Regions from separate parts of the Homo sapiens genome. Here region 2 is linked to region 1. Evidence: chromatin loops called from intact Hi-C (ENCODE). Cell type or tissue: IMR-90. All regions are shown on one strand. Each heading gives the region's core, and the rest is flanking DNA. Links, peaks and the distances in the headings are about the cores only.

Region 1 (15,826 bases), core at 6,907-11,906:
ACAGCAAAATGTTAGCAAAACAGTTTAAAGGAAAAGCTGTAAGAGAAGATGAAAACAGCTTACAATGATCCAAAGGGAGGCATTAAGGCAAAGAGGAAATGTTAATGCAGGCTAAAGACAAGTCTGGGAAGAAAATGAAAAAATTCCCCTAATGGGTGATTCAAAAACAATCATAAGAATAATAATAGTTGAAAAAAACACTAGTAGAATTAAGCAAGAATACTGAAGATAATTTATTAACATATTGGCCTGGCACAGTGGCTCACACCTGTAATTCCAGCATTTTGGGAGGCCAAGGCAGAAGCTCACTTAAGCGCAGGAGTTCAAGACCGGCCTGGTCAACATAGCAAGATGCCAACTCTACAAAAAAAAAAAAAAAAAAAAAAATTACCCAGGCATGGTGGCACACACCTACAGTCCTAGCTACTAGGGAGGCTGAGGTGGAAGGATCACTTGAGACCAGGAGTTTAAGGCTGCAATGAGCTATTATCGTGCCACTGCACTCCAGCCTGGGTGACAGAGAAAAATTGTCTGTAATAAAAAATTATATTGGCTTCTTCACTGAGCTAAGTTTTCATTCACTTAACCTATATTAGCATACACTAGCTTTTATATTTCCTTCCAACCCTAGAAGGTAAATAATGTTATTAATCCCCATTTTACAGACAAGACTGAAAGAGGTTAACTTGCCTAAGTCACATGGATAGAAAGTAGAAGAGCTAAGTTTTGAAGTCAGAACTCTCTGATCCTAGTTTTCTCACATTTAATGCAAGAAATCTCAAGTTCTATGGTATAATAGAAAGAAAATGCAGGGCACTGTCTATGTTAAGAAATACCCATGTGCAAATGGGAAGAAACGTAATGAGTTATTCCTGGGGGCTGAGGTGCCGGCAATTGCAGAAAAGTGTCCCTGTGAGATGAGAAGAACAAAGGTACCCAAGACATGAGCAGGAGAAATGCTCTCGGAATAAAATAGAATAGTGGAAAATGGATCCCTTGTTCTTTGATTTAAAAATTACTTTTCTAACTATTGTGCCAATGTTTCATATAGTGAATCAAAGAGATGGCCTGTGGCAGAATCACCTAGGACCTTTGTTAAAAGTGAGATCCCTGCACCCTGATTCAGATCATTTAGGTAATGAGTTATTCCTGGAGGCTGAGGTGCATGGCAATATCCCTGAGAGATGAGTAGAACAAAGGCGCCCAAGACATGAATGGGAGAAATGCTCTTGGAATAAAATAGTCAGAATAGTGGAAAACAGATCCCTTGTTCTTTGATTTAAAAACTACTTTTTGTAGTTTTGTGTCTGTGATGGTTAATACTGAGTGTCAACTTGATTGGATTGAAGGATGCAATATTAATCCTGGGTGTGTCTGTGTGAGTGTTGCCAAAAGAGATAAACATTTGAGCCGGTGGGCTGGGGAAGGCAGATCCACCCTTCATCTGGTGGGCACAATCTAATCGGCTTCTGGCAAACACAAAACAGGCAGAAAAATGCGAAAAGAGAGATGGGTCTAGCCTACCAGCCTATATCTTTCTCCCATGCTGGATGCTTCCTGCCCTCACACACCGGACTCCAAGTTCTTCAATTTGGGGACTTGGACTGGCTCTCCTTGCTCCTCAGCTTGCAGACAACTTATTGTGGGACCTTGTGATTGTGTAAGTTAATACTTAATAAACTCTTCATATATATAATACATTCTATCTATCTATCTATCTATCTATCTATCTATCTATCTATCTATCTAATCAGTTCTGTACCTCTAAGAGAACTCTGACTAATGTAGATTTTGGTACCAGGAGTGGTTCTAGAGGAACAGAATATTAAGGATAGAGTTCTTTAATTATTTTCGGGTTTCTGGAGTTGGCTGCTTAATATGATTAGACCCAAAAATGCTAAGGACTCTACTTCTAATAGTATAGAAAACACTGATAGTCCTTGGCATGAGCTGTTTAGAGAATTATGCAAAATAAATGCATTTGACACTCCTGATTCACCGCTTGTGAACGGCAAGGAGTTTAGTGACTCTATGCTACCTTTGACCATATGTGGAGAACCAAGGAACATAATGAAGCTGGTTGGTTGCTCCTAAGTTCAGTGGATAAAGTGATGAAAGAAAATGATAAACTCAGGGATTCTGTCTCTCAGCTTTAGAAGCAGATACTGAGCCTCAAATCTGCTAAGATTGCCCTGAGTGAGAGTCTTATCTCCTGTAGAGAAAGAGCTGAAATTGTGGAAAAACAGACACAAGCTCTTATCATGTGAGTAGCTGATCTGCAATGAAAGATGTATGCACAGCCTTGCCAGGTGTCTACTGTTAAAGTGAGGGCATTGATTGGAAAAGAACGGGACCCTGCAACTTGGACTGGGGACATGTGGGAGGACCCTGATGGAACTGGGAACACTGAGTTTGTAAACTCTGATGAACCTTTTTTGCCAGAAGGAACAGCTTCCCCATCCCCAGTAGTGGCAACATCCCTTCCCTGACCCATGGTGCCATCAGCCTTTCCACCTTTGTCTGAGGAGATAAATCCTGTGCTGCCTGAGGCAACAGTGATGGCCTCCCCTGAGGCACTTGCCAGGCAAGATAATGTTGATTCTCCTCAGGAGCCGCTTCCAACACCCCTGTTTGCTTCTAGACCTATAACTAGACTAAAGTCCCAGTGGGCCCCTGGAGGTGAGGTTGAGAGTGTGACTCATGAAGCAGTACACTACACTTGAAAATAACTGTTTGAGTTCTCTAATTTATATAAATAGCAATCTGGAGAACAGCCATGGGAATGGATATTAAGGGTATGGGACAATGGTGGAAGGAACACTGAGTTGGATCAGGCTGAATTTACTGATTTGTGCCTACTAAGTAGGGACTCTGCATTTAATGTTGCAGCTCAGGGAGTTAAAGAAGGTTCTTACAGTTTATTTGCTTGGTTAGCTGAAATATGGATTAAAAGATGGCCCACTGTGAGCAAGCTGGAAATGCCTGATCTCCCTTGGTTTAATGTAGAGGAAGGGATCCAAAGGCTTAGGGAGATTGGGATGGTGGAGTGGATTAGTCACATTAGACCTACTCATCCCAGCTGGGAGGGTCCAGAAGATATACCCTTGACTAATGTCTTGTTAAATAGATTTGTGAGGGCAGCACCTGCATCTTTGAAGAGCCCTGTAATTGCTCTTCTCTGTATGTCAGATCCAATGGTGGGAATAGCAGTCACTCAACTACAAAATTTAAATACGATGGGAATAATTGGATCCTGAGGGGGCAGGGGCCAAGTGGCATCACTCAACCGTCAAAGGCAAGGTGGCGTAGTTACCATAATGGACAGCAGAGGCAAAGTGGCAACCAGAATAGTCTGACTTGTGTAGAGCTCTGGCATTGGCTAATTAATCACAGCGTTCCTAGAAGTGAAATTGATAGGAGCCTACTGCATTCCTACTTAAATTATACAAACAGAAAACTTCTAGGTCGAATGGACAAAAGACTAATTTGAATTATAAAAACAGAGAATCACAGCCCCTCAATCAATTTCCAGACTTGAGCCAGTTTACAGACCCAGAACCCTTTGAAGGAAGAGGAGGCTGGATACCCTCGAGAAAGGACACCACTACATTACTGACAATTTATGCAGTGAATCTTTCTCCCATCCTTCCCCAAGGAGACCTCCAGCCTTTTACCAGGGTAACTGCATTGAGGAAAGGGAAATGATCAGAAATGTGGGGGACTACTGGACACTGGCTCTGAGCTGACATTGATTCCAGGGGACCCAAAATGTCATTGTGGTCCTCCAGTTAAAGTAGGGGTTTATGGGGGTCAGGTAATTAATGAAGTTTTAGCTCAGGTCTGACTTACAGTGGGTCCCTGGACTCATCCTGTGGTCATTTCCTCAGTGCCAGAATGCATAATTGGCATAAACATACTTAGCAGCTGGCAGAACCCCACATTGGCTCCCTGATTGGCAGGGTGATGGCTATTACGGTAGGAAAGGCCAAATGGAAGCCATTAGAGCTAACTCTACCTAGAAAAATCGTAAGTCGAAAACAATATCACATCCCTGGAGGGATTGCAGAGACTAGTGCCCCCATCAAGGACTTGAAAGATGCAGGGGTGGTGATTCCCACCACATCCCCATTCAGCTCTCCCATTTGGCTTGTGCAAAGACAGATGAATCTTGGAGAACGACAATGGATTATCATAAGCTTAACCAAGTGGTGACTGCAATTGCAGCTGCTATACCAGATGTGGTTTCATTGCTTGAGCAAATTAACACATCTCCTGGTACCTACTATGCAGCCATTGACTTGACGAATGCCTTTTTTCTTCATTCCTGTCCATAAGGCCCACCAGAAGCAATTTGCCTTCAGCTGGCAAGGCCAGCAATATACTTTTACTGTCCTACCTCAGGGGTATATCAACTTTCCAACTTTGTGTCATAATCTTATTCAGAGAGACCTTGATTGCTTTTTCACTTCCGTAAGATATCACACTGGTCTGTTGCATTGATGACATTATGCTGATTGGATCCAGTGAGCAAGAAGAGCAAACACACTGGACTTATTGGTGAGACATTTGCATGCCAGAGGATGGGAAATAAATCCGACTAAAATGCAGGGAGCTTCTACGTCAGTAAAATTTCTAGGGGTCTAGTGGCGTGGGCCTGTTGAGATAGGCCCTTTACGGTAAAGAATAAGTTGCCACGTTTGGCTCCTCCTACAACCAAGAAAGAGGCACAATGCCTAGTGGGCCTATTTGGATTTTGGAGGCAACACATTCCTCATTTGGGTGTGTTACTCTGGCCCATTTATTGAGTGACCTGAAAGGCTGCCAGTTTTGAGTGTAGTCCAGAACAGGAGAAGGCTCTGCAACAGGTTCAGGCTGCTGTGCAAGCTGTTCTGACACTTGGGCCATGTGACCCAGCAGATCCAATGGTGCTTGAGGTGTCAGTGGCAGATAGAGATGCTTTTTGGAGCCTTTGGCAGGCTCCTATAGGCGAATCACAGTGGAGGCCACTAGGATTTTGGAGCAAGGCCCTGCCATCCTCTGCAGATAACTACTCTCCCTTTGAGAGACAGTTCTTGACCTCTTACTGGGCTTTTGTGGAAACTGAACATTTGACTATGGGCCATCAAGTCACCATGTGACCTGAACTGCCTATCACGAACTGGGTGCTTTCTGACCCCATCTAGCCATAAAATGGGTCGTGCACAGCACCATGTTTCATCTAGTGAATCAAAGAGACGACCTGCAGCAGAATCACCTGGGAATTTTGTTAAAAGTGAGATCCCTGCACCCTGATTCAGATCCTTTTTAACAAGCACTGACCTGGATACACACTAAAGCTAGAGAAAGATTCTGCACTGGTATGTAAGCTGGGGAATGCTACTTACTAGGAGTGATGGCCATAGTAACGAGGTATGTTTTAGTAACACTGATAGGAAGCTTAGCTCACTGTGGGACCAAAATCACATATTTACCTGACCTAAATCCATGGCACAGGTAAAGTAAAGAGGAAGAAGAAGGAGGAGTAGAACAAGGAGGATGAGGAGAGAGAAGAAGGAGGGAGGAGAGGAAGAAGGAGAAGGAGGAGGAGAAGGAGAAGGAAGAGAGGAATAAGTTGACATCACCTATCCTTTCATTCCTACCATAAACGAATGAAGGAATGAATGGGACATGCTATAAGCTGACAGCATGTGCCCCTGGCCTGGTCTCCCTGGATGAAGCTATAGTGAGTGGAGGTGAGCACAACATCAGCACTGCCAAGCATCTACAGCTAGAGCAGGAACATGGCTGATGGAGCACAATGCATCACCAGTGACCAAGACAAAGGGAAGTCTGAATGGACTGTCAGTTTGGGGAACACCTGTAAGATGCCTGAAATTTGAGATTTCTGTAACCAAAAGATCTATAGTCTCAGGATCTGTATTCAGGTTTTTCTGCATACAGCATGACTTCTGGGAAGAATGTTAGAGGTGGGCTGCTCAGGAGGTTGTGGCTGCCTTCTCTGCATCTCTCAGCTAGACAAAAGGCATAGAACATTGGATTTCACTCTCTTTACTTTTACGCTTTCTGGTGAAAGGGCAAAAAGTAGACTGCAGATGAACCCAAGAGATGACTCACTATGGAATGCTTTTCCTTTCTATCATCTCTGGAGAAAGGCATTTTATCCCAGCATCTCTCTTACTGCAGACCATTACCCGAATACCTGCAGCCCCTCTACTTCTAAAGGCATCCTTGCAGTGTGTTCACTGTTATTACTCTTGACAACAGACGTGAGACTGAGAATGATATTTCTAAAAATAAAATGGCTCCACGATTGCACTACTTGTCCCAGAATCGCACTATCTCCTGAAACAGAGCCGGAACACCATTCATAGCAACTCCCTTACTGCCAGGAGATTTGTTTTCAATGCACCTGACAAGCCACATGAGATTCATCCTCAAAGCCTACTTGTCAGGGGAATAAATACCAAGAGTCAGAACTTCCTGAGAAATCTAGTGATGGAAAAGCCTTTAAGGATGAACAAATTAAATTCTGTTCTAACACCGGCAACAGAAGGAAAGCAAAGTGAAGTGGTGCAGAGGAGAAAGTCCAGGTCCAATTTTGGATAAGGCTGAAGATGAGTTACACTGTTAATGCAAAACAGATACACAAAGTTTTTTCAGACAGCAGATGCCCAGGAAAAGGAGGCTGGTCTGGGAACGTCTTGCAGCCAGGAGAGGCCCTTTGCTTCTGACAATTAGATAATTTTTCATGAAAACATCAATCCCTAGAAGTTCATTGTAGAATCATCTTTGCAACTACTTTTGCCACCTGTGTCCTGGGGTCATTTCTCCAGGCTTCCTATCCCAGGGCTAACATGTGTGCATCCTAATTTCCTCATCTTGTTTCCACCTCTGCATCTGTCTAGTGCTGTCAGACCAAACAGATATGCTCGAGATGACCACTCAGTACTTCAGGCTGGAGGCTTCTCCAAGCCAACACGTTAGAGGAGCTCTAGAAATCTAACAGTGTAATGGTTTCCATTAAATATTGAATATTGCCCTGTAGGGATGGAGCCTAGAAATTCATAAATTATGTAATCTAAGGGCTTTGCTGATGACTGATAAAATCAAATTAGCTGCTTTGGGATAAGGATGAATTTGAAACATAATTTCCTCCTTTGAAGAGACAGTGACAAATCTCTTTGATGGGTCTGCATGTCAAGGTTTTTTTTTTTTCTGGTAGAAAATTTAACAGGATCTTTTGTTAGGCAAAGTAAATGAGACTGGCTTAGGTTATGAACTAGTTTTTTTTTTCCCCAAAAAATGTTTATTTTTGTTATATTATTAAAGCCATACCCACCCATACAAATTTTGTTTTTAAAAGCAGGAAAAAAATTCACCCATAATTCTAACAGTCCAATAAAACCTGACATTTAGAGCATCTCCTTTCAGGCATGTTGTTGTATGATCATGCACATTTCTACAGAATTGAAGTCATATAATATGCAGATACACATATACACACATATATATGAATATTTATTTTATATATTCATTAAAACCTGATTCTTAATGGCTGTAAAATATTTCATATTCTGTTTCAATTTTTGATTACTGCTTTACGATACTTATTCCACCAAAGGGTACGAACAGTTTTAAGTAGCTTAACATACATTACCAGATGATTTTCCATAAATTCTGATTCAATTAGTAATCCAGCCAGTAATATATGGACTTTTAATTTTCTTTTTTGGGCTGGGCATTGTATTAGTCTGTTTTCACGCTTCTGACAAAGACATACCGGAGACTGAGTAATTTATAAAGAAAAAGAGGTTGAATGGACTCACAGTTCTATGTGGCTGGGGAGGTCTCACAATCACGGTGGAAGGCAAAAGGCATGTCTTACCTGGCAGCAAGCAAGAGAGAAAATTAGGACCAAGCAAAAGGGTTTCCCCTTGTAAAACCATCAGATCTCATGAGACTTGCTACCACAAGAACAGTACGGCGGAAACCACCCCCATGATTCAATTATCTCCCACTGGGTCCCTCCTGCAACATGTGGGAATTATGGGAGCTACAAGTGAAGATGAGATATGGGTGGGTACAGAGCCTAATCGTATCAGGCATTAAAAACTTATAACAGAATTCACTTAATACATGTCAATACTTTCCAAAATATTTACTAATTTGTTAGGTGAAAACAGTGTCTCATTGTTCTTTGAGCCGACTCATGACATTTATTGCTCTTTAGGCTTTGAAATTACTTTTTTATTTTTTAAATTAAAGTAATGCCTGAATAGTTTTGCCCTGCTCTACTTCTCCCTGGTTGTAGAATTTCCTAACTCACTACGTGAGTAATTATGACTGGTGTAACCAAGAGTGTGTGTTTTGAAGTAAAAATATGTTACTTGTTGTAACCAGAATAATTCCCTAGTCACATACAATCCAGTACTAGTGTGGTTTCTCATTAAACAAACAGGACAGGAGGCAAGATTAATAGTTTTAAAACATATATCTACCTTTAGTCTTCTCTCTTAGAGAACATTGTTTTAAAGATCCAGTTTGTAATCCATGCTATTACTTTTTAAAATTCCTTTGCTTTATTTATGTATTTTTCCATCATCACTGCTTAAAAGCTTCTTACTCACTTTCCCCTCTCTTCATCACACACTGCATCCAACATCTCACACCACTTAGTCCTTGCCTTGTGTGTCACAGCCCCTTTCCTCTCAGCCCTCCTGTCTTACATTCCTCTATCCCTACTTTAAATTTGGAGTCACTAAAGTCTAGAATCAGGTTGCCAAAGAATGCACTCTGGCTGGTAAAATGATCAGACACCCACATGCACACTGATACATCTTTTCATCACACTGGCTTTTTGAACCCTACTAGCTGTCAATATATAAATGAGGCTTTGCAGCTCACCATCATCATTTGCACAATATAGTCTTGACTCAAACTGAGTTAGCACTGGTCGATGCCCACAAGAGTAAACAGTTAAAAAGGAATTATTTGGTGCCCACCATGTTCAAGGTATTGTGCTACATGCTCAAGAAGCAGGAATAAGTTGCAAAGATGAAGATTATCTGGTTCCTACTTTCTAAGTACCTTCAGTTGGAAAGATGAAACACATAAACATGGGGAGAAAAACCCTACCTGTCAAAATAAAAGGTAATAATGATGAAATTAAAGAGAAATATGTTTGAAAAATAAGAGCCACTAGACTAGTGCAACCAAGACTGCAACACATATTCTGCCATCCTTTTTTTTTTTTTTCAAACAAGATACATCCATCCCAAATTGAAAGATATGGCAGTAAGGTCTCCAGCTTCCAACTTTTCAATGTAGTCTGGGTCTAGAGAAGGTGGCCTTAAATTTTGGATTCACCAAATGTGGTTTTGCTATCATGAATAGAGTTGCTACATGGTCTACAATGGAAGAAGTGCCCATTTCATCTGTTGTTTATTGAGTGTGGCAGGCACTGTGCCATCCACTGGGGATAGCTGTGCACACAACAGAGATGGCCCTTGCTTTCCAGCAGTTTCCAGGTGGTGTATTTTGTGAACTGGCCTCAATATTAGCTCTGGTTGACCTTGTTTTCCCTTTGCCTAATCTTTCTTCCTCACTTCTAAGTCTTTAACTTTTTCTGTGTTGTATGTTTCTTTGTAAGATGCCATAAATTCCTAACACAAAACTGAATATAAACAACGAATGAATGTTTCCAGTTAGTCATGTGCCAGCATTTCTTGCCTTGTACTTGATCAGCTACTTGAGGACAAGGACTCTGTCTCCTTCATTAGAACATAGTATTTATCTTTATGTTTGTCTTCATACTCAGCACTGGATGTGGTATAGTACTCAACAAATATTTGTAGATATAATTTGTCCCACTATAATACTTTCTTTTTTTTTTTTTTTTGAGACGGAGTCTCACTCTGTCTCCAGGCTGGGGTGCAGTGGCATGATCTTGGCTCACTGCAACCTCTGCCTCCTGGGTTCAAGTGATTCTCTTTCCTCAGCCTCTCAAGAAACTGAGGCTACAGGTGTGTGCCACCATGCTCAGCTAATTTTTGTATTTTTAGTAGAGACAGGGTTTCACCATATTGGCCAGGATGGTCTCGATCTCTTGACCTCGTGATCCGCCCACCTCAGCCTACCAAAGTGCTGGGATTACAGGCATGAGTCACTACACCCAACTGATGGGTACTGTCCTTGATTTAAAAAATAGTTCTGTAATCACTTAGGCAAGGGATGATGAACTAGCCTAAGTAAAGTATTTGCACCGGAAATGTTGGGTTTTTACAAATCTGCTGGATTATGAGTAGATAAAAGCCACCCAAAACTGATAACTGGACTTTCCAGGAAAAAAATACTTGCTCAATAGTTCATTATAATCACTGAGAGCCAAGATAAAAATTGTCTCACTGAGAGACACTTTTGTTACAGACTCTCACTGAAGCTCAGAATCAGCATGAAAAATAGGACTGTTGTAGAGGTAAACTGAGTAATTCTATCTTGCCCAGTTTACATTTGACACCCAAAGAGAAAAAAATTAGGAATAAAAAGGTTTGCTTTTTCTTTGGAAATGATCCTTCCCTGGTCTGACTTAGCAAGGAACACTGCTATCTAATGAAGCAACATGGAGTGGTCAGCAATGAAAGATAATGTCTATAAGACTCCTCCTTTGGGTCTGGCCCATGGTGGGCACTTTGTGATGTAATTACTGACAGTAATAGGGCGGTAGTTTACCCAGGATGTGATCACCACGGCATCCATCTAGTGAGTATGAGTGGGCATTTCTCCTGTCTGTGAGGGAGACAGAAGAATGCTGGGGAGGCACAAATGAACAAACACACCAAAGAATTCTGGCTCTAGAAACTGGGAAGGAGCTCATGGAGAATGCCTTGGAGGTTGAGTGAGTCAAATAGCCAGGCAGAGAGAGAAGGATGGGTGTTAGTGCAGGAGCGGGAAGCCATGAGTACCAAGGCCTGGTGATGGAAAATGTGCTCAGCTTTCGGTTAGGCAGGTTGTATGGCTGGACCATTGAGGTGACGTCGAAAGACCAAAGTATCAATGTATTTTGAGACATATGTGTGACTGAATTGCATGCTCTGGTTCGTCACAGATGTTTAGAGCCCCATATAGCCAGATCCAGGCCAGGGTGCTTATCTCATGCATTTCTTGTGGGCCCTGGGGGGAATCACATGGAAGTACGCTCCCTCCCCTGTCTTCCCGCCCCCCACATCCCCCTCCCCCCATCTAAGCTAGGACAGTTTCTACACACCTTCTGGGAATGGGAGAACTAACATTGTTATCTCATTCATGTGGACAAGTGGTTCGTAAGATACAGTCGCTGAAATCCTAAGGTTCCTTTGAAAATGCCTCATGTTCCTTTGAAAAACAGTGTAAAATAAAGTGGGGAGGGAGTGGGAGCAAACGCCTATTCCCCATGTCAAAGACAGCAGGTCAGTGTTGGTCTGTTTTATGTATTGGTCCTTTGTATAATGTTTTCTCTGGAAAAAAAAAGGATTCTATGCCACCAAAACAAACAAACAACAATAAAACATTTTTATATCTGAATATTTTGAAAACCACAGCAAACTTGTGGGGTTGAGGGGAGGGAAGAGGGAAGAGAAGAGACAGGAGAGGTGAGTGCAAAAAGGAGGGATGTGAAAGGCCAGGTATCCATATCAATTGCCAGAATGATTGCTTTTGTAAAACAATAGGAATTGTTTTAAATCTGCTTAGGCAGAGGAGGGAAGTTCCAAATCTATAGCTAAATGTAACTTGGAATTTTAAGACTTTCACCTTCTGAAAGAAATGGAAGAATCTACTACATGGAAATATGGGAGAGAGAAGACGCACTTCTCTTAGCTTGGGCAAGCTGTAAATAGGCAAACTTCAATAATAATAGTATCTATAATTTATTAAGATTATTATTTTAATCCATATTTCTTTCAAATAAGGAAACAAGTCTCAGAAAGTTAAGTAACATTCTACAAATCTCACAGTTGGTAATAATAGGGGTAATTAATAAACTTAGAGATGGCTGATGGAGATCATGTAACATGTTTCCAACTGCTCCAAGTCCAATTTCAAGAGCAAACACCGGCTATGGGACCCAAGATCATTTGGTTACATTGGAAAATTCCACAGGAAGAACATCATCCACCACAGCTACTGAAATCTTTGGATCTTTTGTTTTATGACTCTTATCTCCTGTCTCCTATCCCCCCGGTGGACTACCATATAGTTTTTAAAGCCTTGAGAGGAATGAGATACGCCAAGCTTTTATATGCAAAAAAGTGTGGTTAATGGGGTTGTAATTACATCTTAATTATTATCAAAAATTTATCTTTATGCCAATCACCCTCAAAGCTTCAAATAAATATATTAAAACTTTTATCTTAAAAAAGATTTTTATTTGTAATCAAATATTCTATTCCATATAGTTCAGAGCCAATATCTATTTAGTTCTTTTTTACCCCTAATCTCTTAGTCTCAGCTAACTCATTTTTTAAATGGACATAATCAGGCCAGCTTCAAAGAGTGGTACAGCAATATTAACGTACATGTCTTTCTCCTCTACCTGATTATAAAGTTCCCGAATGGAACAGTTGTCTCACTGAGTTAATAAATTATTTCACTAGATTGAAGTTGTTGTTTTACAGATACTGCCTGTAAGGTTGGCTCCCCAGGGTTTAAGGTCACAGCAGTTTCATAGCTGAGCACTGATGGGGCACACAGCTCTGATCACGGTAAGGAGATGTGGCCAACAGGAAGAAAGACACAATAGCACAACAGGGAAGGAGGAAGGGAAGCAGGAAGGAGGCATAAATACACAAGAACCTACATGGACAAACAGAGCAAAAGAGCAAATGATGACTGTCAATGGCAAGATCCTCTCTCATCTCGATTGTTCTTGTGCTGTTATCACCATGGAGGTTTCTCTGCCTTCAGCATCCTCCAGGCTCCTCTCAGGCTCTGCAGGCACCTCTTTTCCGTCTCCTCCTGCTGCCCTAGGCTGAGCTGAATTCAGCTTCTGTGCATTCTGCACTTTATATGCTTCCTTCTCCTTCTGATCTGTATCTGTGAATTCCTGCCACATGGAGGAAGCCCCATCAGTGCCTGCTCAAAGGTTGTGCACCTCACGCAGATTCAGGGAGTAAACAGGAGAATATACCTCCTGGGAGTGATCTTGCATCATCTAAGTTCTATGCAACTGACACACAGTAAACTGTTTGAAATAAGTCTTGGTAACATCTTTTATCATTGTTCAGAATAGCTACAAGTGAATGTTAAAAGCCTTCTTTTTGCTAGCTGCACTGTGAAGTGGTTTAGTCTGAACAGAATTGAAGCACACATCTCAGGGATGGTTGTGGAGAGTACTGAGTCATTTTAATGAAAGTCACCTTCTAGCTCCAAAGGCCCTTGTCCAACTGGTCTGCTAGTCCAGGAATTCTCTGCAAGTTGGCAAGAACAAAACCTCGATGGCCTTGAGCTGTAGTCCAGTTGAATCCCTGTGTGTTAATTGCATGTCAAACTGCAGCAAGGAAGGCAGACAGAGGGGCTGAGCACTGTTTATTGGTTGTTTGAAGCTGAAACACTTTTCATACAAGTCCTATAGATCTCTCTCTGCCTTACTGACAGGGTAGGTAGGACCCAATCAGGTCACTGCCTTCATTACTGCATCATTCTCAAGCACTTTACTTGTGACAATGTCCAAGTCTTGGCAATATTTGAACAGACAGCAGTATTAGGGCGGGGCCATAAAGAACTTGGCTCAAGTCTCCTTTGTATATGGGGGAGGAGCTTATGATGGGGGAGGGGGATTGCTAATCTGCAAGCACAGTGATACGGATATATTTAGAAGGCCCAGGGGTTATCCAACCACATAGAATAGAGTCTAAAGGGACTTTGAGCTGTTAATTGTCAAGTTCCCTTTCAGAGGAAAACCTTTAGGAATAATTTCCCTTGGGTTGCTCTTTAATGTAGAAAGTCTGTCTAGAACAGGATTTCTCAACCTTTGCATTACTGATGTTTAGGGCCAGATAACGCTTTGCTGTGGGAGGAGGGGGGCATTGTCCTGTGCATTACAGGATATTTAGCAGCTTCCCTGGCCTTCACACTTTAGGTGCCAGTAGCATCCCCACTCTTCAGTAGTAATAACCAAAAATGTTTCCAGACATCCCCAAATATTCCATGGGGAGCAAAATTGCCACCAGTTGAGAACCACTAGTCGAGAAAATAGCAATGCTTATGTCCAGCTATGAAATGAAATACAGAGCTCAAACTTCACACCAAATAGTTTGAGCTACCCTAATTCCCAGTCTAGTTGTGCTTTTATAAGACTTCAAACTGGTTACATTTATTCCTAAGTCTAACGCCAGATCACCAAATCATTCTAAGCTATCCAAGGTCATTGGATCCAACAGACTCAATGTCTCCCTAGGGGCAATGTTGGCATATATGAGAATAGCTTTTGCAGGCTCATCTACTAAATCAACAAATATTTATTAAACAATACGTCAAGTTGTGGGGTTTTGAAAAGATCTCCCTGAAACTTCTAAGGAGATAAACCCCCTTTCCCATCTAAAAGGAAAGAAAAACCACAGCAATATTTTTTTTAACTGCCAAGAAATTAGCTCTTCTGCACTGTTTCCGTACAATTTGGTCACCTATTATCCTTGGACTCAAATCCTCCCCCTTCCTGTTCAGGGGTTCACTCTCTCATCAACTTGATGCTTTGCAGTTATCATAATTAATAGCCTTTCCCCAGATAGCTAGGTCCAGAAAGCCAAAAACAAAGGGAAAACCACTGAGTGAATGCCTACCATCTGCCAGACACTCTTCCAAGCATTTCACACACACAAACAACACCTCTGATCAAAAGTTAGTATTAGATAAGCTCATAGACAAAGAAACTATAAATGCAATCCTGAGAAATAGGAGAAAAAAAAATACACGCAAACTGAGATCACCACCTGAGTTGGCAGAGGAAGGATATTAAATAAGGAGGTCAACAAATAAATTATTTTCCATATATGCCTACAATTTAGGGTTACAGTAGGACTTTGGGAACTCAGGGGAAGGGTGGGAGGTGGAGAGGGATAAAAGACTACAAATTGGGTGCCGTGTATACTGCTTGGGTGATGGGTGCACCAAAATCTCACAAATCACCACTAAAGAACTTACTCATGTAACCAAATATCACCTGTTCTCCAAAAACCTATGGAAATAAAAAATTTTAAAAATATATTTTAATAATCTGGGAAGTGACCTTTTGCCCTTAAAAGTTACCCTTTCCTCCATCCTTGTCACCCTAGCACTTTAGGTATAAGTCTTTTATGGCCTTTACACATGTGCCTTACCTCATCATGAGTTTTCCCTGGCTTTTCCTCCCCATCATTCAAGAGCGGGCTCCTGGTTTATCCATCCCTGCAGATCCCCAGTGGGTGTTCAGTCCTCTGCACACCACTGACTCTTGGTACGAGAGCTGCACTCCATTTGACCAGTAAGTGAAGTCCCTTCCTTTTGTCCTATTCATTATTGTGACTTCCCCACTGCTGATGGTGGAGTCTCAGCCCAGCTACTATCCTAAGTGGGGCTACTTCCTCAGCCACTCTCTTCAAATTGGCCCTGGAGGAGAATAAACTAGAATATATAGGTTTGATTCCTAGTTCCAGGACCGTATTACACCCCACAAGTGTTTCATCGTAACATGCTTCTCAAGCAGAGTCCATGTTTGTGTGACTGCGAGTCAGAGGGTCCTCAAGAGGTCCTCAGAGAAGGATGATAAATAAAGTGACAGACAGAAGACAGAATGCTCACACCTGGCCCAGGCCCT
Region 2 (15,826 bases), core at 4,822-9,821, 76 kb before region 1:
ATGTGGGCTTACTTTATAGGTTGCAGTCAACATTCTAATTTTGTTTTATAAATGAATTAAGAGGAATTTAAGCTAGCAGAAGAGGTTGAGATGATGGTAATGAACAGTCTGCTTAAGTATAAAATGATCAAGCAAACACAGTAACGAAATTATCCAGAGCATCTTGAATCTTCCCTTTCATGCCCTATGAAGTTCCATGGGAATTTCCGTGCTCATGTTGCAAGCACCTCCCCTGACTAATAACTTATTGTTTACAGTTGCTAGCCTGTGCTGAATTTCTGTAAGGGCATTAATTATCAAGAATGCCATTTTCTATTGCCTGTCTGAGTAAGCTCAGAAATAGGACGACATTTTAAATACACCTTTAGGCTATACTCTGTCTTCACATGATGCTAAATTCAGAGAACAAAAGACAAACCAAACTAAAAAACCACCAAGCCATTTCCTTGGCACCACATAGTCAACTAACCCAGCCAAAGTATTGAAGCCTCACGTTTTATTTGTTGTGTTTTTTTTTTTAAATGAGATCCAGAGAGAGAGAGAGAGAGAGAGAGAGAGAAAAGAGAGAGAACTCTGTAGCAAGAAGACACATGGTAATTCTACTTGAGAGGGTGCTGTAGGTGAAATGAAATACTCAGTCCTTGACCTTGAAGAATACATACGGTACGGCCTGGTACGGAAGACTAGATAAACTGCATAAGATGAAAACATAATTCTGACCACAGTCAACAGAATGAGAGTCATACAGTAAAGTTCTAAAGAAACTTCATGGAAAGAACTATTTCTATGTTGTGTGTGTGTGTGTGTGTGTGTGTGTGTGTGTGTGTGTGTGTGTGTGTGTTGTGCTGTCTGTCCATCTTTAACAGGAAAATGGAATTGAGTGATAGTTCAGTGATTTTCAACTCAGCCATTTTTCTTCTTTTAAAGAAAGGTTTCTCTAAATATTAACAGCTTCATTAAACGCATTCCTTCAATAAGCATTTCTTCAACAATTGTAATGTTCCAGCAATATACTGGTGAGAGAGTTAACAATAATCAATAGGACAGGGACAGTTTGAAGGACATTTGATAGAAAAGGAATCTGAGGCCCAGTAGAACATGTTCTGAGAATAATAATTTTAATCTGGAAATCTTCCTATGCATTGTCAGTGTTGAAGGGGAGTTTGGAAATAACAGGGCAGTACAGGGATGCAGAGGGCTCACTCATCAGGTTTGGGAGGCAGAAGGTAACAGAGGGGGACACTCAAATGTGGCAGTAAGTGCAGGAATTCTTACAGGTGGACAGGAGTTATCAAGGGAAGGGATGAGAGGAGGAGCCAAGCTGGGGCACATTTAGAGGAATTCCAGTACTCACATCAATGGGAAATAATGTTTGACCAGTGTTATTGTTTTGTTTGCTTGCACAGTGTAAGTCGTACTTCTTTGTCCTTTTCTGGAAATCACGAATGTGAATGTCATTTGCAGCATGCATTCGTGCAGTGGATGGAAGTTCTCCAGGGACCAGGCTTTCTTCAAGGTAAATCGCTGCTATAACTCCAGGATAGACAACCACATCTGGCTCTGAATGGGTGTCAGTAAATATAAATGTGGAAGTTTATCCACTGAGTACAGTCAAAATGTGATTCCCTTTAGTTTGAATTCATTGTTGCTAAGTTTACTGAAGTAAAGGGAAAGAATTCTCTAGAATTTTCTATTCTGGTACCACACGAAGTAATTAAAACCCCTACTTGAGGGGAATGTCTGTTTTTGGCCTTGATCATGTCATGTTGCCTAAAAGGAGTTTGGCTTCAGGACGAATTTCAGAGGCCACAGGCCAGTGAGTGTATCCAGTCCCGTTGGTGGCCCTGCCTTGGGTGGGTGAATACACCTGTGGAGCTATCAGTGGGTTCCTTAATATCACCGGGCTTTTCCTCAAATGGAGAGAGACTTGTTGGAAAAGATAAGAAATGTTTTTGTAAAATTCTCCTAAATGTGGCTCCTTTCTTTATTAGAAATATAGTAGTTTCATTTCAAAGGAGAAAACTTTGTTGCCTATTCTTCAATGTTGAAGAGCTGAGGTGGCATTTATGGGTTCTATATCAATATTATAAAGTTAAACATGAACACTGATCATCTTCTTTTAGCTTTAACCAACCAGTGCAGCTAATTGGCTGAACTAGACTTTGCACTGAGTTTCCTTTAAGTTAAAGGAGAGCTGGGTGAATCTTCCCAATAGAAGAACATCTCGGATTTCTCCCCAAACTCTGACCTACCTCACTGCTGGAGGCTTTTAAAAGAACAGACAAAAATTTCAACTTTTACAGCACGAACTTCCTTTAGGGCTTCCAGTAAGACTGCTGTGCAATACCAGCCATAAAGGAGAGGGGGGAGGAAATTGGAAAATAAGGGCTAAGAAACTAGATAGGGGATGGCAAGTAAATATCAACTCTGATTGATTAATGGTTGCTGCTAGGAGCACCGGGTTGGAAGGATCAGAAAGTTACATCTGGGGTCATTGGAAAGACCACCATGATTGATGATCATTGTCTGCCTTAGCTACAGAGCGGGATATAGGCCCGGATGCAATGACTTGCCGTCACCAATAGTTGATAACATCCCTCTGACTCACGTGTCCTGTGAGTCTACATAGGCAAAATTTTCATTTAGAAATAATAGATACTTTTTCAAAGATATAAGGATATAAAAGATTGCAGATTATAGAAAATTAGTGGCCTGGACCAAGCTCTTTCTTTAAGACTGCAGAGTCTACTGGGGAGGCCAATAACGCACATAACTAAATAGACTAGAAGACCAAATATAGGGGTCCAAAAGTGACTAATTCTCAGTAGGTTTGGATGTGGTTTGTCCCTGCCAAAACTCATGTTGAAATTTAATCACCAATGTAGTGCTGTTGGGAGGTGGTACCTTTAAGAGGTGATTAGGTTTCTTTGTTTTGGTTTGTTTTTTGTTTTTTGATTTTTTGAGACGGAGTCTCTCTCTGTCTCTAGGCTGGAGTGCAGTGGTACGATCTCAGCCCACTGCAACCTCTGCCTCACGGGTTCAGGCGATTCTCCGGCCTCAGCCTCCCAAGTAGCTGGGACTACAGGTGCAAGCCACCACGCCTGGCTAATTTTTGTATTTTTAGTAGAGACAGGGTTTCACCCTGTTGGCCAGGACAGTCTTGATCTCTTGACCTCGTGATCCGCCCACCTCAGCCTCCCAAAGTACTGGAATTACAGGCATGAACCACCAAGCCCAGCTGGTGATTAGGTTTTTAAGATGGATTTCTTGAGAGGCTGCATTAGTTTTACTGGGAATGGATTCGTTCTCAGGAGAGACAGAGCTTCTCCTTTCTTCTGCTTTCTGCCATGAGTTGAAGCAGCTTGACGCCCTCACCAGATGGACTGCCAGATCTTGAACTTCCCAGCCTCCACAACCATGAATTAAATAAGCCTCTTTTCTTTAGAAATTACACAGTCTTACTTTGTGTAAGTCTTATTCTGTTATAGTAACAAAAATAGACTAAGGTGGCATAGGGAAAATGTTCTGGAAAGGAGGGAATCAGACCTTGGCTTTAGAGGTAGAATAGTGGTCCAAAAGGCACAAGGGACAGAATTCCCTGCAGCAGGAACCCAGATGAGCAAAGGCCCTGAGATGGAGACGGCCATGGGACATTTGGAGTCCTGGATTTGCTGAAGCAGCAGAAGAAAATAGTGAGTCTTAGAGGGAGGACGGAGGTGGAAGAGGGAGCTGCGAACATAGCCAGGACGTTAAGAACTACAAGAATTTGAATTTTATTCTCTAGGCAATGGGGAGCCACGGAAATCTTTGAAGCAGAGGAGTGTCCTATTCAGAACTCTTCTATTAAATGATTATTGTGCAGCAGGGTGGAAGCTGGATTAACAGGAGAAACACTGGAGACAAGGAAATTCAATTTAAAGTCTACTGCAAGAGGTAAGGAGGGCTTGACCAAGGTCAGGGTCAGGGGCTCTAGAAAGAGGAGGTTGGGCACATGCCCCTGTGGGAGGGGAAGCTGGGGCAGCAGTGGCAGCCATCTCTTGTGTTCCAGGCCAGCAAGGTCTCTCTCTCAGTCCCAGACCCACACTGTTCTTCAGTAGGGGGCAGGAGGGCAAGAGATCTTGCTCTGGGGGAATAGGTCAGCAGGCTTCTGTTCTGAGAAAAATATGCCGACCTTTATCTTTTTCCTAGCGCCTTGACACCAACATGACCCTGACCGACATTTTCCTTTTTCGTCATGGCTGTACTTTTCCATTTAAATAAGATGCAAGCCCATTTCCATGGGGATTCCAGGAAGTCTGGAAGGGTGAGTCATCTCCCGACTTGGGATGCAGCAGGCACATTATTGCTCTGTTTTCAATCCTAGAATCTGGAAGTTGGGGAGGATCTTAAATATCCCATCTGACTTCCCTTAGGCAAGAAAGAAAGGTATGCAAACAGACCATCAACAATGCCAATGGGCCTCTGATGGTGAGGAAGACACAGAGGTTTGATGTGGGGAGCGGGGGAATAAAACTTCATGCCCTATCCGCACTGTGGCTGTCCTTAAACCACAGCTACAACAAAGAAGCCCATGTTTATTATGCTGTATTTGGGGAGGGAAGCAAATTGGCGCTGGATTGTCTCAGGCCAATAAAATATTAAATTGCTATAGAAATAATACCTTGTCACGAAAGGGATCCCCTTTCATGTTAATACTTGTGTATCAAATTAGGCTAATGCTATATAAGGCTGTTACAATACTGTGCTAATCCGGAGAGTGAATGAACTTAGATATGCATATTAGTATTTAGCTAAATTAATAAAACCCACAGCCAAATGCTCCACCAACTATGAGCCTGATGTTCCTAACATGGTTGTAATTTACTGCAAATGTCTCCTCCAAGTCAGTGTCCTCCTTAGGAATTTTTATTGTCATAGTCCCTCAGTGTCAGGTCTTCCTGCTATTGACTTAAATCATGGACATTTTAACCTATATTCAGATTCAAAATTAAACACATTTTGTAGCATGCTCAAATGATTCTGATGTTGTACGAGGGAATGTCTTTATTCCTTTGAGACATCTGGAGCAGGCCACCAGTCCATGTGGCCGATCCCTTTCTTGCCCTGTCCAGATGTTCCGCCTTAAAGAGTGTTGCTATGTCTGAAGCACACCAGCGTGATTCAGGAGCTTAGTACGTGAAAAGAGTCAAAAGGGCTCTTTTCACAGTTCCGTTGTTCACTCCCCTTTCCCAAAGATCAGGGAGAGGCTCTGAGGAAGATAGAGTGACTGAGCCTGTCTCTCTGTCTCACTGACAGATGTGGATATCCATCCAGGCTTTCTTTTCTAAGCCCTCTGCAATCCTTCCTGGGGTGGGGGTATTTGTAGTACAAGGACATTATTCTGAAATCTGTCAGTCTTCATGTTAAGTGGATTCTTACATGTTCACGCCTTGCTTATTTTAAAGTAAATTTATGTGTGGTCATAAGAGTGTTCTGAGACAGGGAGATTACTCCCGGAGCCATTCACTCTCTCAGAACGAATGGAAAGGGGGGCAGTTTGGCTTGGCAGTTCCTGAGATGACAGAGTTCCTTGGGGGCATTAGCCAGCTGTCCTGGTAGATGAAGGGTCTGGGACTGGTTAGACCAATCCTAGTAGCTGCAGTCCTACAGAGGATTCACCTAGAACAGCTCTACCTGAACTATGGACTGTGGACCAGCAGCATCAGCATCAACTAAGGCTGGGTTAGAAATGCCCTGTCTCTGGTTTCATCCCAGACCCCCTGAATCAGAGTCTCCAAGCATCAGACCCAGGAATCTGTATTTTAACAAGCTTTTCCAGGTAGTTTTATGAATGCTAAAGTGTGAGAAGCATCAATCTAGCATGTGGAGTGTGTCATACCCTCAAACCATGGTTCAAACCAAACTTGCCCATCGCCCTGATATAGTCATTACCATGACAGCCTCTTTCACTTCCAACCTGTATGTTTTAGAAACTTAACCATGAATGAAGCCCAAGTTCACATCCTTTCTCAGCTCCTGACAGTCTTTCACAAGCTGCCGGGATACTTCAGAATTACTAGTTTAAAATATAGGGCTGGGAATGTAATATGGAATTAAACATAAATAGATTTCATAGTCAAAGACTCATGACACCCACAAATGTGCTGAAAAAGATTTATATTCAACCAACAATATTTTACATTTTGATAAGCTGTTTGAAAAATGTTTCCAAAGCTTATTATAAGAGATCATGTCATTTTCTCTGCTCACACAGCGGAGTAAAGGGTAGAGCTGACATTACTCCCATTTGATAGAAAAGGAATCTGAGGCCCAGTAGAACATGTTCTGAGAATAATAATTTCAATCTGGAAATCTTCCTATGCATTATCAGACTTCAGATTGGGCATGGCGGGCTGGTCAGGAGTTCGAGACCAGCCGGGCCAACATGATGAAACCCTGTCTCTACTAAAAAAAAAAAAAAAAAAAAAATTAGCTGGGCGTGGTGGCACACACCTGTAATCCCAGCTACTTGGGAGGCTGAAGCAGAAGAATCACTTGAACCCGGGAGGCAGAGGCTGCAGTGAGCCATGATCGCACCACTGCAATCCAGCCTGGGCAACAAAAATGAAACTCCATTTCAAAAAAAAAATTTTTTTCAAAACCTTTCTGGTGGAGTGCGTTGCTAAGGTCCACAGTCAGGAGGAATGTCTATCTATTGAATCAGATTAGTCTGTCCTCTGGCATTCCATCTATGGGAACTTTCAACCCCACATGAAGTGGGAGGTCCAGTTCCCACACAGGCAACAGGGACAGAAGGGATACATTCTCCATTTTCTGGAGTTCCACCAGGCACCAGGACCATCTTTCAGTGGGCAGATGACCCAATACCCCACTGGAAGCCCAACAGTGTTTTGATTTTAATGACTCCTAAGCTGAAGATGTCCCACTTAAACCAAAGCTGGGCAACCACTCAGCAGTTGGTTAATACTTAGACTATTTAGTCATTTGAAACAATGCAATTAAGGATGAATCATGGCTCAGTAACCTAAACAAAATCAAATTAACAAATGGGAAGCACTCCCTTTGGTCTGGGAGGCTAATTCATAACCTCTCACCTCAAAGTTCCCTGAACCTTTTATAGATTTCAGGGCACCCAGACTCCGAACTCCTTCCCCATTTCAGCACAGACTCAGTTGTGGCTCCTGGATTTACAGCTGATGACTGAAAGGAGAGGGCACTCTGAAGGGGCTGGCCATGGGCACCGGTATTATAGGGAAGTGGATATTTGTGCAGACATTGGGATCATGCAGACTACAACATGAGTCCCAGCTCTACCCTTTACTACTAGCAAAGTGACTTTGGATGAGTTATTTAATCAGTTTTCCTGTCTGAAATATTGAAATAAGAATAGTAACTTGCGTGTGTGTGTATACATGTGTATGTGTGTATGTATATATATGTGTGTGTGTGTTAGTGCATATATATCCATTTATATATAACCACACACATATACTACACATTATCTAGTAAGGATAACTATTAATTTGTTATGCTTTTGAATCAAGTCTAAAATACTATTGCAGAAGCATAACTCATTACCAGATAGTTTCCTATATTAGATGTAAAACTCCAGTTTTCCAACATGGTGAAACCCCATCTCTACTAAAAATACAAAAATTAGCCAGGTGCGGTGGCATGCGCCTGTAATCCCAGCTACTCAGGAGGCTGAGGCAGGAGAATCGCTTGAACCCAGGAGGCAGGAGTTGCAGTGAGTCGAGATCACACCATTGCACTCCAGCCTGGGCAACAGAGTGAGTCTCCGTCTGAAAAAAAAAAAAAAAAAAAAAAAAAAAAAAAAAACTCCAGTTTTCCTCTTGATATTAAACTATGATAATTAATGTATTTGAAATTCTGGAGATTTCAATAGGATCATAGGAACCTGGAATGTAAAAGAAGTTTACCTGGTATTTTGGGTTTTTAATAATTTCTATATTTTAATTTTTGTGGGTACATAGTAGGTGTGTATATTTATGGGGTACATGAGGTGTTTTGATATGGGCATGCAATGCACAATCATCATATTATGTAAAATGGGGTATCAATCCTCTCAAGCATTTATCCTTTGTGTTACCATCATCCAATCATACTCTTTTAGTTATTTGAAAATGTACAGTTAAATTATTATTGTCTATAGTCACCCTGTTGTGGTATCAAATACTAGATCTTAATCTTTCTATTTTTTTTTTGTACCCATTAACCATCTCCATCTCCCTGGCATCCTCCCACCACCCTTCCCAGCCTCTGGTAACCATCCTTCTACCCTCTGTCTCCATGAGTTCAATTGTTGTGATGTTTAGATCTCACAAATAAATGAGAACAAGCAATGTTTGTCTTTCTATGCCAGGCTTATTTCACTTAGCATAATGACCTCCAGTTCCATCCATGTTGTTGCAAATGACAAGATCTCATTCCTTTATTATGGCTGAATAGTACTCCATTGTGTATAAGCACCACATTTTCTTTATCCATTCATCTGTTGATGGACACTTAGGTTGCTTCTAAATCTTGGCTATTGCCAACAGTACTGCAACAAACATGGGAGTACAGATATCTCTTCAATACACTGATTTCCTTTCTTTTGGGTACATACCCAGGAGTAGGATTGCTGAATCATATGGTAGCTCTGTTTTTAGTTTTTTGAGGAACCTCCAAACTGTTCTCTATAGTGGTTGTATTAATTTACATTCCCACCAACAGTGTATGAGAGTTCCCTTTTCTCCACATCCTCATCAGCATTTGTTATTGCCTGACTTTTGGATATAAGCCATTTTAACTGGGGTGAGATGGTATCTCTTTGTAATTTTCATTTGCCTTTCTCTGATGATCAATGACGTTGAACATCTTTTCATGTGCCTATTGGCTACTTATGTCTTCTTTTGAGAAATGTCTATTCAAATATCTTTCCCCTTTTAAATTGAATTATTAGATTTTTTACTATAGAGTTGTTGAGCTTCTTATATATTCTGGTTATTAATCCCTTGTCAGATGGATAGTTTGCAAATATTTTCTCCCATTTTGCGGGTTGTCGCTTCACTCTGTTTTTTGTTTCCTTTGTTTTGCAGAAGCTTTTTAACTTGATGTGATCCCATTTGTTCATTTTTGCATTGGTTGCCTGTGTTTGTACGGTATTGCTCAAGAATTTTTTGGCCCATACCAATGGCCTAGAGAGTTTCTCCGATGTTTTCTTGTAGTTTCACAGTTTTACAGTTTTTTAGAACTTGATCCATGGAAACATGCTGACTTGTCCAAGTTTGTGCCATTTGAGACAAAAGTGTGAATGGGATCTGTCCCCATCCAGTAATCAACTTCTCTTCAAAACAGAGAGAAGCCAGCTTTTCCCATCTGAAAAGATGTGTTCTCTATAGCAGTATAATTCAGCAGAAATATAATGTGAGTTATATAAGTAATTTTAAATTCTCTAGTAGTCACCTTTTAAAATGTAAAAACAGGTAAAATTAAGTGTAAAAATATATTCTATTAAATCCAATATACCTAAAATACTACCATTTCAACATATAATCAATATAAAATTTATTAGTGACATATTATACATTATTTTTTGTACTCCATCTTTGAAATCCAGAGTGTGTCTTACTCTTAAAGTACCTCGCATTTCAGATGCCAAGTTTTCATCAGACATATTTGACCTGTATTTAGATTTCATAAAATTTACAGGCAAAAAGATATATCTCCATACCCAAGTTATTCCAAACATACTTAAAGCTTTCCAATATCTAATTTAGTATTAATTTTTAAATGAAAATTAATTAATATTAAATAAAATTTAAAATTCAATTCATCAGTTGCACTAGCCATACATTTCAAGGCTACATTTGTATGGCTACATTTCAAAGGCTTAATAGTCACATGTGGCCAGTAGTTGCCGTATTGGAACGCACAGCTCTAATCTCTTCCAGCCCTAAGATTCTAAGCCTTGAGGAACATTGCTACAGTCTCCTACATAAAGATGATCTAAAGATGGTGATGGAGGCTGGGTGCAGTGGTTCACACTTGTAATCCCAGCGATTTGGGAGGCTGAGGCAGGCAGATCACCTGAGGTCAGGAGTTCGAGGCCAGCCTGGCCAACATGGTGAAACCCCATCTCTACTAATAATACAAAATTAGCCGGGTGTGGTGGTGCATGCCTGTAATCCCAGCTACTCAGGAGGCTGAGGCAGGAGAATCGCTTGAACCTGGGAGGCGGAGTTTGCAGTGAGCCAAGATTGCGCCACTGCACTCCAGCCTGTGTGACAGAGCGAGACTCCATCTTGAAAAAAATAAAAATAAAAAAATAAAAACAATAAAGATGATAATGGAGGAGGTAGATGGCTTGCCTGGAGAGATGACAGATTCACCATTAAGAGCTCTGGCCCTTGCTTGGGTGAACTTGGGTGAATGTCTTGTTTAACCTGCCTGAACTTCAGTTAGCTCGCACATGAAATGGGGATTATAACAATTACTTCATAAAGTTACCAGAATGGTGCACATGCTAGTGAATGTAAAGTGCTGAGTCCAGGACAGGGATAGTAAGTGCAGAATAAAATCTAGTCCAACAGTTTTTGAACAGGCAGCTCTACATTTCTAGTTGTTTCCATTTAACGAACATAAACACTTTACAAAGAGCTTGTGCTTGATAGTGGAGCCACTGCACTTGCCTCTTAATCTCTAGTCATGTTCCTTAGACCTTTGGAAACATTCCCCTGATATCTCTGCAGTTAGAAAGAATCACTACTAGGTGATGTGATGAGGCCAAATGCTCTTTTTTGACACCACGCTTTTGCATTTGCTGTTCCCTTTTCCTGGAATGCCCTTCCTGGTTCCCTCTTTTTTGCCTGGCAAATTCCTACTCATTTTTCAGAACCTAGTTCAAAGACCCTCTTGGGACTCTGTCAAACAGAATTATTCAAATCTTCCAAGCATTCTCTCATTTATATACTTCAAAGAAATGGAATTTACTTAAAAAAAAATGCAGTTTCCCAGGGGCAGGGAGGAAGAATAGTAGCAATAGTTAACAATAACGATGTCTGTTAATGTCTGGCACTTTACATGGATTATTTTATCCAATCCTAATAACAACCCTGAGAGAGGTTATATGATTCTCCTTCAGAAATGAGGAACCCTGGCCGAGTCAGTCCAATTTTAGAGTCCTGTTTTCAACCACTGTGCAGCACACACTTGCCATTTTGGATAATGTGACAGACCTTGCTATTGCCTCCCTCAAAATCCACTCTCCTTTTTTTCTCAATAAGAGAACTCCAGATTTGTCTGAGGTATCAGTGTGCCCAGTTAAAGAAATTCATTTCCCCAGACTCCCCTGAAGCTTAGTCATGTGACTCTCATCTGGCCAATGAAATGTAAGTGCAAAGTCCACTGTGAAAGGCTCCTGGGACAGATGACTCTGGAGAGGACTTTGTTCCTTATCATTTTTTTCTTGTTCTAGCCTAAAGTTTGCACCCGATGCCTGGACTCAGAGCAGCCATCTTGTGGCTGTGAAGTCAAAAGAGACACTAGAAGGATTACAAGACAGGGAGCTAGGAGGAACCATGGTCTTTGAAAGACTTTCTCTTAGGTTACCAATATTAAATCTATTTGATTCAGCCACTACAGTCAGATTTTAGCTACAAGCAGCCAAATGCAATCCGAGTTAATAAAGAGAATTTAGAGCCAGCCAGGAAACCCATCAGGCTACATTTGATTCCTTCCTCTTCACAGATTGCTAATTGTTAGAATCTCTTCTAATGTGGCATTTGATGCAGGGACTTAGCTTTGTCATTTCCATGGACTGGACAAGTATCTTTTCCTCTTTGTACAAACTGATTCTGTCACCACCAAGACATTTCCCAAGGAGAGAGATTTTCTTGGCTGACTGAGGTCATTCTTCCTGGACGACCTGCAGAGTTTCCCACAAATAGCATGGAGATTCATCTGGCAAAACTAAAACTTACATGACCAGAGTGGCACAGATTCCTGCCTATCCTTCAGGCCAGAAGCCATGCTGCGTGGAAGCCAGGGGCTCAGAGTTTCCAAAGCCATCAAACAGTCACCTACAAATGAAGTCTGTGACAGGGGTTGGCAAACTACAATCAGCAAGCCAAATTCAGCCTGCAGCCTGCTTTTGTAAATTAAGGTTTTTTTTTTTTGAAACACGAACATGCTCATTTGTTTCTATGTTGTTTGTGGATGTCTTTGCACTACAATGGCAGAGTTGAGTGGTTTCAACAGAGACTATACAGCCCATGAGGCCTAAAATCTTTGCTCTCTAGATCTCCACAGAAAAAGTTTGCTAATCCCCACCTTTGGAGCAACTAGTTACGGAAGAAAGACACGAAAGAGACTAAACAATAAGAAGAAATGACAACTCCAGCCCCCTTTTACCCATGGCAGCCATAGTGCCAATTAGATTCTTGCTACATTCTGGAAGGTGCATTTGAATGGTCCATTTTGTGAGTATTCTGAGGGCCCTTAACAACTTTCCTGAGGTGACATCTAGTGACTGATGAAGCCAGGATCATAACCCAATTCCGTCTGCATCTAAAGACCATGATTTTAATTATTAATCCTTAATCATTACATTATATTCCTCCTCTTAAGCTTAATTCAATCTCTACAGTAAATACTGAAGGTGAAAACAGAGAGCATTTTTTTATGTATGTATGTATGTTTGAGACAGAGTCTTGCTCTGTCGCCCAGGTTGGAGTTCACTGGTGTGATCTCAGCTCACTGCAACCTCCACCTCCCAGGTTCAAGCGATTCTCCTGCCTCAGCCTCCTGAGTAGCTGGGATTACAGGCACCTGTCACCACATCCAGCTAATTTTTTGTATTTTTAGTAGAGATGGGGTTTCACCATGTTAGCCAGACTGGTCTAGAACTCCTGACCTCAAGTGATCCACCTGCCTCAGTAACCCAAAGTGCTGGGATTACAGGTGTGAGCCACCATGCAGGCCTGGCCAGCCAGAGAGCATTTTAAATTTCAAAATGACTATGTGGAAGAAGAAAATTTACTTAGCTCAGACAGGTCCACAACATAGAAGGGTACGTGCCTCCAAAGATGAGGAGAAGAAAAAGAGATATGGGATCCCAAATGGGGGGAATAAAAGTACTTGTGAGAATAGAGGGATCAATTTCTCTGCTCAAACAGGGCTACCTTCAGTGTCAGCTCAGGTGGACGGGCTCCCCAAATAGTGCACCTTTCACTGGGTGACATAGCAACTGAAGTGCCACCATTAGCCCTTCAACTGAAGGATGTGCTATCACCAAAGGATAGTGCCAATCTAGTGGGAAGCCGCTGTGGGTCTGAGTCACAGGACTTAGTCTTCACTCCTCACCCTAGCTCCTTGCAAGATATCAGTGACTACGATAAGAATGAGATGACTTCATGCTTGAAAAAAAGAGAAGTATTCAACAGATGTTAAGACAGAGGATCTGTGCTGAGGCCTCGGAATTTGTAGCATATTTTTAGCCCAGGCAAGTCATACTGTAGGGGAGTACATGTGGAAAGAGCTGGCAGTGTTTGAAGACTTAGTGTTAGTCTAGTGTGAGCCCAAGGTAGGAGGCAGCCACTGGAAAAGGTAATTTAGTCTCTGGTGTGAATCGAGATATGGTATCCAGGGCATAGGAGATAATAACGTCATGAGGCAGAGCACACCTATTGTGTGTGTAAGTTCCAGGAACTAGCAGTTGAGAAGGTGGAGGTGAAGGATGTGAAGGGTCTGGAGACAAACAATTGTCCCTTCATCCCAAAATTTTGAGAGCAGGCTATATGCAAGGCATAAGGGTCTTTATTGGATATGCAATCAATTTGACTTTTGAGCAGGGGATACAGATATTAAACCAATTCTCACACAAGCGTAGAATTAGGAAGCATGGGCTGTATAATAAGGGAAAGGGCAGAGTGCTGAGGCAGGGGGTAATAGGAACCCTAAGAGAGACTAGTTGTCTGGGAAGGCCTCTGAGAAGGTGACAGTTTAAACTAAGACCTAAGAGGTCAGTGGGAGGCAGCCTCTCAGTAAGTGATGGAAGAGCATTTCAGGAAGAGGGAACAGCAAGGACAGAGGCCTGGAGGTGGGAAAGAGCCAGTTGGGAATGGAGAGGAGAGTGTAGCTGGAGCTTCGTGAAGAAAAGGCACTGTTAAATTTTCAGGTAGGGAGGAGGAGGACGTCTCAGGGCATTAGGCCAATTTAGAGAGTTGGGTTTCAATCCAAGTTCCATGAAGAACCACTGAAGTGTTTTAAGTAGGGACAAGATAGGATTATTTATATTTTCTGCTTTGGCTGCCATGGACATTAGAGGAGTCAAAATATCAAAGGCTAGCTATGAGGCTACTGCAATAATCCAGATGAAAGGGGATGACAATAGCACTGAGCAAAGGCTGGAAGGCCTGGAGAGTTGAGTCCTGGATAAACAAGTCTTAGGAAGGAATAGAGTGCTTGCCTTCTCATCTCCAAGGAGCCTGGATGTGAAAGAGGGACTTACTAGACTTACCCTCAGTCTTGCCCAGGAAAGAATAAGTAGCAGTGGCAGGAAGCTATTGAGGAGGAGGTTCCACTCAACACACAGAACTTCCAAGCAGGCAGGCATATCTGCTCACAGCTTGGGCTTCCTGGAGAGCAGGAAGTGTCCTAAGACTGGAGATCTTCACCCACAGCCTGGATCCTGCCTTCCAAAGCATATTGTAGGTTGGGGCTTCCAAAATCTTATTCTACAGCCTTACAAAATCAAGAAATGCTCTGGGAGCAAACAGTTCCGTAGTCAATTAAACATGAGACATATGGTATGCACTGTACCTGTGGTGGGTCACCTCATGCCTGATCACGTTCATCAACAGCACTGAGAAGTCCTGCTGCTAAGAAATTAACTCAGCAAAGTTTAAGCCACCATTTTTCAAACTTATTTGGCCATGGAACTCTGTGTGTACCTGCCTGTTAATATTCTGTGAAACTAGTGGTCCCTGGAACATCCTTTACGGAACATTACTGTAGAGAATTTATATGTAAGTTGAAGGGTGGATTCTAACATTTCTCCCAAGCCTACAGTCTGATGTTCTGTATTAGGTCTCATTGATTCTTACAGTTTCCTTTCGCAAGTCAGATATTTCTGATAGGAGAGGAGTTCCAGTGTGGAGAATCGTAATGCATGTAAACAGTGTTGTCTGTGGATTTAAACCTTATTCTCACATTGACTAGGTCAGTGTTTTGAGTACTCTTTAATCTCTGAATATCTGTTTCCTCATTTGTAAAATGGGAAAAATATTAGTACCAACCACAAAAGTTGTGGGAATGCTTAAATTAAATTAAAGGACAGCAAGCATTCAATTATCGGCAGCATAAAATCAGGAAGGCATAGCCCTGGGGGTTACCATTACCTAGTAAACCAGGCCAGTGATTTTGAAAATACAGCATGCATACCCACATCAGCACCAGCATCCTTTGGAGGACATGTTACAGTACAGGATGCTAGGCCCTCACCAAGACCTTCTGATACAATGGACCTGAGGTGGGGCCTGAGAATTTGCACTTCTAACAAATTCCCAGATGATGTTGATGCTGCTGCTGGTCCAGGGACCATACTTTGAGAACCACTGGACTAGATGGGTGCTCAAAATATCTGCAAACTCCTTTCCACTCTGGCCTACAGGATCAGGCTTAATTTATAGGTTAGTGAGACAAACCCAGAATGACTTTATTGTTATGTAATTTCCTTCTTGGGGCCCAAGCTTGTCTCTAAAAGAGAGCCCCTTCCCCACCCCACAGGTGCATTAGTGTGTATTGGGGAAGGATACAGGAAGTG

Evidence for each region. Peaks named below come from ENCODE experiments on the same cell type or tissue, not always from the same donor. Only the 100,000 strongest peaks of a DNase experiment are listed, where the experiment ranks them.
Region 2: a loop joins it to region 1, with 5 times the contacts of the local background. A loop is called at or near these places in 1 of 110 quality-filtered maps.

What each region holds. Positions count from the first base shown.
Region 1 is chr3:55,259,036-55,274,861 of GRCh38, forward strand. The region is part of intron 3 of LINC02030 (long intergenic non-protein coding RNA 2030); the gene reads left to right. It overlaps LOC124906243 (a long non-coding RNA gene), which reads right to left. Exons shown (of 3, transcript XR_007095917.1): 2 at 7,827-7,885. Among named protein-coding and RNA genes, the nearest start is that of LINC02030, 40 kb to the left of the region's middle. In IMR-90, for the core only: no CTCF peak of the experiment used is centred there; DNase peaks (open chromatin) are centred at 8,376 and 9,706; H3K27ac peaks cover 2,660 bases.
Region 2 is chr3:55,185,312-55,201,137 of GRCh38, forward strand. The region is part of intron 2 of LOC124906243 (a long non-coding RNA gene); the gene reads right to left. LINC02017 (long intergenic non-protein coding RNA 2017) reads left to right here. Exons shown (of 3, transcript NR_147142.1): 2 at 1,407-1,516; 3 at 3,785-3,903. Among named protein-coding and RNA genes, the nearest start is that of LINC02017, 15 kb to the left of the region's middle. In IMR-90, for the core only: no CTCF peak of the experiment used is centred there; DNase peaks (open chromatin) are centred at 5,160 and 6,850; H3K27ac peaks cover 2,456 bases.